Regions from separate parts of the Homo sapiens genome. Here region 1 is linked to region 2. Evidence: chromatin loops called from intact Hi-C (ENCODE). Cell type or tissue: heart right ventricle. All regions are shown on one strand. Links, peaks and the distances in the headings refer to the core of each region. The heading gives the core; the rest is flanking DNA. Region 1 has its middle 16 kb from the start of PIPOX. Region 2 overlaps SEZ6 (seizure related 6 homolog).

Region 1 (2,906 bases), core at 91-2,590, 53 kb after region 2:
AACTCCTGGGATCAAGTGATCTTCCCACCTCAGCCCCTGAGAAGTTGGGACTATATGCATGTGCCACTGTGCCCAGATTAAAATTTTATTTTTAATTGACAAATAATAATTGTATATATATTTATGGGGTACATTGTGATACTTTTATTTTATTTTTATTTTAGAGACAGGGTCCCACTGTCACCCAGGCTGGAGTGCAGTGGTGCGATTATAGTTCCCAGCAGTCTCGAACTCCTAGCAGTCCTCCCGCCTTAGCCTCCTGAGTAGCTGGGACCACAGGCATGCCGCACCGTGCCTGGCTAATTTTATTTTGTTTTATTTTTTGTAGAGATGGGGGTCTTGCTTTGTTGCTCAGACTGGTCTCAAACTCCTGGCCTCAAGCGGTCCTCTCTTCTCAGCCTCCCAAAGTTTTGGGGTTACAGACATGAGCCACTGTGCCCGGCCTGATGTTTCAATATATGTTTACAATGTGGAATGATTAAGTCAGGCTAATTAACAAATCCATCACATGATCTCACTTATATGTGAAATCCAAAAAAGTTAAAGTCATGGAAGTAGAGAGTGGAATAATGGTGGCTGGGCGCGGTGGCTCATGCCTGTAATCCCAGCACTCTGGGAGGCTGAGGCGGGCGGATCACCTGAGGTCAGGAGTTTGAGACCAGCCTGACCAACATGGAGAAGCCCCATCTCTACTAAAAAATACAAAAAATTAGCCGGGCATGGTGGTAGGCACCTGTAATCCCAGCTACTTGGGAGGCGGAGACAGGAGAATCACTTGAACCCAAGAGGCTGACGTTGCAGTGAGCCAAGATTGCACCGCTGTACTCCAGCCTGGGTGACAAGAGCGAAACTCAAAAAAAAAAAATGATGGTCACCACAGGCTCAGGGAGGGGGTTGGAGAGAGAGGAACTGTTGATCAAAGGGTACAGAGTGTGTGGTTTCTAGTAGGTCCTCTCATTCCCATGGACTTCACTGATTTGGGTGGCTCTTTTATCTCCTGTAATGGCCAGTACAGGAAACGCCCATTCCCTCAGTAACCAGCAGCACACTTTCGCATGTGGGAGAGCACCAAGAGAGATGACATCTCTGGGAGGGAAACAGAGTGGATAGTCCCCACTGGGGAAGGAACAAGGGACCGAGGAGTGAGAGGGATGTTCCTAATAACTAGCAGTGCGTCTCCATCCTAAGTCACTCATTCCTATACTTCAGTTTCCCAGCCTCCTTCCTCTGCTGACTCCCTGTGGGGAAGCTGCTCATTGTGTCCACCCTCAGTCCCCCAAGTTGCAGCTGTGAACTGGGACTTATGCGCAGCAGCCAAGAGACACCTCAGAATTCCCAAGTTTGGAACAGGAGGAAGGAGTCTGCCAAAGCAAGCGGTGAAACTAGATTTTGGAGAGGACTTCAAGTGTGGATGGTGAGAGGGTGGTCCTGGGGAAGGGAGACCTCTCTCTTCAGGGCAAGGCAGGCCTGGGGTCCCTGCAGCCTGGCCTGCATGCCTGCCCAGTGCCCCAGAGCCCTTCTGTTCAGGCCTGGCATCCCACAGAGGTGGCATTCTGCTCAGGAGCTTAGAGCACAGACGAAGAGGCAGGCATTGCCAGGAATTGATTTGCGGAAGCAGCGGGGGCTTTCTCTTCCTCCTTACTTCCTTGGTCTTTGATCTCCTGTCCTCCCTCCATAGTCCATTTTCCCCCTCCTTCCCTTGATTTATTCCTCTTTTTCTTTCTTTAGCTGAATCATAGCCACTCCCTAGAAGGCAAAGGCTGGGAGAGGCAGTTCTTTGTCCTCTTTTTCCCTTAACTAGGTGGGTCCTCGCTGTCCAGATCTCAGCCTCCTACCCAAGTCATGAGGCAGGATTTGGCCATGGATGGGGAAAGGAGACACACACACACACACACACACACACACACACACACACACATATCCAAGGCAAGAGCTGAAACAGGCAGAAAAATCAAGGAAAAGGGGAGAGGCAAAGAGAGAAAGCGTTCAGCCATCAGAAAGACAGTAAAAGACAAGAGTTGAGAAGAGTCAGAGACAACGAAAAAAGAGAATTCAGCAAATTAAAAATTTTACAACCATCCAGCAAGTCTGCAAAAATGATCTTCCCTGCGGTCTTTCATTTATCTCATTATCTGACTCCTAATGTGCTTTTTCCCCCCTTTCTTTTCTCGCCACACTTGGTGCAAAATCTTATTAGATTTTTTTTTTTTTTTCTGGCAGGGGCTTCATATAGTCTTTTTCATTACATTTCCTAATAAAAGCAATCACTAGGACGGCATGGCTGGAGGATTAAAAAGCCACCTCAGCAGCCTCCTGGCCAGCAGAACCATGACTCGCCAGAGCCTTGTTCACACTGCCAGGGGAGTGGGCCAGCCCCAGCGGGTCCCGGGTCAGGGAAACCCAGGCTGTGCTGTGGAATGTTCCAGGGCACAGATAGGTTCAAGATATTATGGGAGAAGAACTGAAGGAGGGGTCCCTTCCCAGAGCTATTTTAGAGCAGGAGTGACAGACACCTGTATTTAACCCAGCTGATCCTGGCTAATTTTTGTTCCTGAGGAAGGAATATTTTGGGTCTTTTTCTTTGGACTTTGGCCCACTCTGTCCCATAGCAAATTTTTATGAATAACATCAGTGATATAAAATATTTATCTCCCTTTTGTTTTGAGATAGGGTCTCTCATTCTGTCACCCAGGCTGGAGTGCAGTGGTGGGATCTTGGCTCACTGCAGCCTTAACCACCCTGGCTCAAGTGATCCTCCTGCCTCAGCCTCCCAAGTAGCTACAGGTGTGCACCAACACACCCAGCTAATTTTTCTATTTTTTTGTAGAGACAGAGTTTCACCGTGTTGCCCAGGCTGGTCTTGAACTACTGGGCCATGGCCTCCCAAAGTGCTGGGATTGCAGGCA
Region 2 (2,906 bases), core at 222-2,721:
GCAGAGAAGTATTACTAGAAATTAATTTGTATTTTCTTCCTAGTTCCCCATATACCTCTGGCTTGACCTCTAGCTTCTTTTTCCTGATCTTGCTGCTTTGGGACCAGAGAGAAGCTGTAGCGACAGAGTAACAACAGTTGCCATCATAGAGTGTGTCAAGCCTTGTATTGTACTAAGTGCTTTTCATCCTCACCGTGAATCTATAAGATAGGTGGTAAAATACCCACCAGTAACAGAGGCTCAGAGAAGCTAAGGAACTTGCAAAAGGTCACATAGGGGTTAAGCAGTCTTGCTTTGCTGAGACAAGGCAGCTCCCTATCCTCCCAACTTCATGGGGGCATCTTCTGTAGAAATAACATCTAGACATCTTTATTCCCAAGCTCAGCACCCCCAGGTTTAGCAAGGAGGTGGGTCTTGGCTTGGCCTGGCTTTTTTAAGATGTTGGGATTTGAGTTCCCACCAGCCACCCTTGCTCCTAGCAGTCTGTAAAGCTGGGAAAACTGAGACTGAGACCTCTGGCCCCCTCTGGTCCAGGGGAGGCATGGCCCTTTCAAGCTGGCCTGGCTCCCGGCCCAGTCTAGTGGTGAGGGTTGGGATGAGAGTGTGGAATGAAGTGGCTCCTATCCAGAAGGCTCCCTGTTCTCAACCAGAGGCTGTCTGTGCAGCTCTGGTCCCCTGGGTTTCAAGCACCCTCTTGTGGGTCTGCTGCAGTGGCTGGAATGTAATTTGTCACTTGTTTGAGGGCCAGGCTGACAGAGGCCAGACAGGGCTGGGTGTCGGACAGGAGGGGTGATGAAGTCTTGATGCAATTTGCAGGCATCTGTAGAGCCTGGGAGACAGATTGAAATGTCAGCTCTGTTCTTGAGGGCTGTCTTCCATACCCATAGCCAGTGACAGGAGGGGACCTGGGGGCCAGGCAGGGGGAAGACAAAAGCAGAGGGAGCTGAGGACAATTCCTCCAGGACCCTGGGCTGTCTAACACTGCCCTGCTTCCAGCAGACCATGGAGTCAGCTCAAGGAGGAAATACAGCCACTTTGAGAGGCTGGCCCTTTCCAGGATGGGAGGTGGGAAGGATTCAGGTTGTCTTCTGCCAACCTCTAGCTCAACAGCCTCATCTGCCCTGTCTGTCCCCATAGAAGCTGTCAGTCAGGCCTCCAGCACGTGCCCTAATGGCGTAACCCACAGACGAGATGGCACTACAGTTTTTGTACTCATTTGCACCAGTACAACCCGGCATAGGCAGATGAGCTCAAAGATGACTCTTGTGTGCGATCCCCACCCCCAGATGCTGGCTACAGGTCTCCTAGGCTCTCTTGGTCACCATCACCTGTGTGTACTCGGACACAGGCCCACTTACACGCACACAGCCCCCTCAAACGTGTCATGGCACGTGCACTTCCACCCCCTGGCAGAAAATAACCCACCAATCCAAACTCTCACACTATGCCTAGGCGCCACCACCACCCTATTCGCATGCCCTCACACACCCGTGCTCCCTCACAGCAACCATAGGATAATCACAATTTTCCCACAAGAACCTTCGCAGTTTTCACATCCATTATCTCTTCAGCTCTCATAAAGTCTCAATAAGGGAGGCAGGGCAGGCTGTTTTCCTGCACTTTATAGATAAGGGAACCTTGTAATCAGGGAAGTTGAGAGATCCTCTTTGGTCACACAGTGAGTCCAAGACAAAGCCAGGACTCGAGGCCAGGACTCATGATTCCTGGTCCAGTGTCCTGTCTTGTGTGCCTGGCAACCCCAGGCCCTCCCCAGAACTGGGAGAATTCCAAGTGGATGTCCTCCAGAATCAGGCAGGGCTGACTGGGAAAGGGCATCTGGGGCAGATCCTGACAGGTACCGGTCTCCGCCTGGGTCTCCCACTTTGGATTTGCCTTGTGCCACAGACAGGCCTATCTCCTGGGCCAAGGGAAGAACAGGGGCTTTTGAGTCTTGGATTGAATCCCGGCTCAATCACTGACCAGTTGAGGGGCCTTAGGCAAGTCATATGACCTCTCTGAGCCCCAGTTTTGCCTGTGAAATGGGGATAGTTTACCTACTTCATGGGTTTGTAAGGATTTGGTTAGATCCTGCCAGTAAGGGTTTTAGCACAGAGGGGCACAGCGCTAGCAGTCATCTTTCCATTTAATGGGGAGATGTGGGCCACACCCTGGTAAAACCTTGGCATTTGCAGCAGAAATGATAGCCGGCTATGAACTTACTTTGCCCTCAGGTCTGCCAGGGCTCTGCCTGGGAGGCATTGTACCTTGGAGCCACCCTCTCCCTGGCCCAGACTCTGCAGCTGCCAGGAAGCAAGCAGCAGAGCCAAGAACCTGAGGTGCCCCTGCTCAGTCAGGCCTATAAGGGAGCTTGCTGACCCCAGAGAAGGAGCCACACTCAAAGGGACTGGCTAGGAGAAGCCTGGTGCATCATCTGGTTCAATCTCCCTTTATAGAGAGGTAAACTGAGGCACAGAGAAGGCCAGGGGTTTAGCTCAGTCACAGAGAGGTGGGCTGCAGAGCCAACACTGAAACCCCAGTCTTACAAGACAGACTCTGTGCCCTTCTGAATTGGCACTTATCCAGAAAACCTTATGGGGTAAGATCTGTTTTAGGGATGAGGACAGTGGCCAAAATCCATGGGGCTAGACCTGACTGCACCCTGTCATCCCTCTTGGATAAGCCTGCCTAGAGCCAGGAAATATAAAGTTGTCCAGAAATTCCACCCAACTGACCCCCTACCCCATGCCCACATCAGGCCTGGTCCTGACACGGCTTAGAAGGGCAGGGTATTCTGGCTATCAAACTGTCAGCTGGCCTGGCATGGGCGAGCTGTGTGCCAACAGAGCCACCTGGGGCACGAGGGCAGGGACTGTGGGCAGCTGTGCCCAGGCTCCAGATGGTACAGA

Evidence for each region. Peaks named below come from ENCODE experiments on the same cell type or tissue, not always from the same donor. Only the 100,000 strongest peaks of a DNase experiment are listed, where the experiment ranks them.
Region 1: a loop joins it to region 2, with 6 times the contacts of the local background. A loop is called at or near these places in 9 of 110 quality-filtered maps.

The regions. Positions count from the first base shown.
Region 1 is chr17:29,026,159-29,029,064 of GRCh38, forward strand. No RefSeq gene overlaps it. Among named protein-coding and RNA genes, the nearest start is that of PIPOX, 16 kb to the right of the region's middle. In heart right ventricle, for the core only: no CTCF peak of the experiment used is centred there; no DNase peak of the experiment used is centred there; H3K27me3 peaks cover 1,000 bases.
Region 2 is chr17:28,972,952-28,975,857 of GRCh38, forward strand. All of the region lies in intron 3 of SEZ6 (seizure related 6 homolog), which reads right to left. All of the region lies in intron 1 of LOC105371716 (a long non-coding RNA gene), which reads left to right. Among named protein-coding and RNA genes, the nearest start is that of PHF12, 23 kb to the left of the region's middle. In heart right ventricle, for the core only: a CTCF peak has its summit at 612; DNase peaks (open chromatin) are centred at 680 and 1,780; H3K27ac peaks cover 1,820 bases.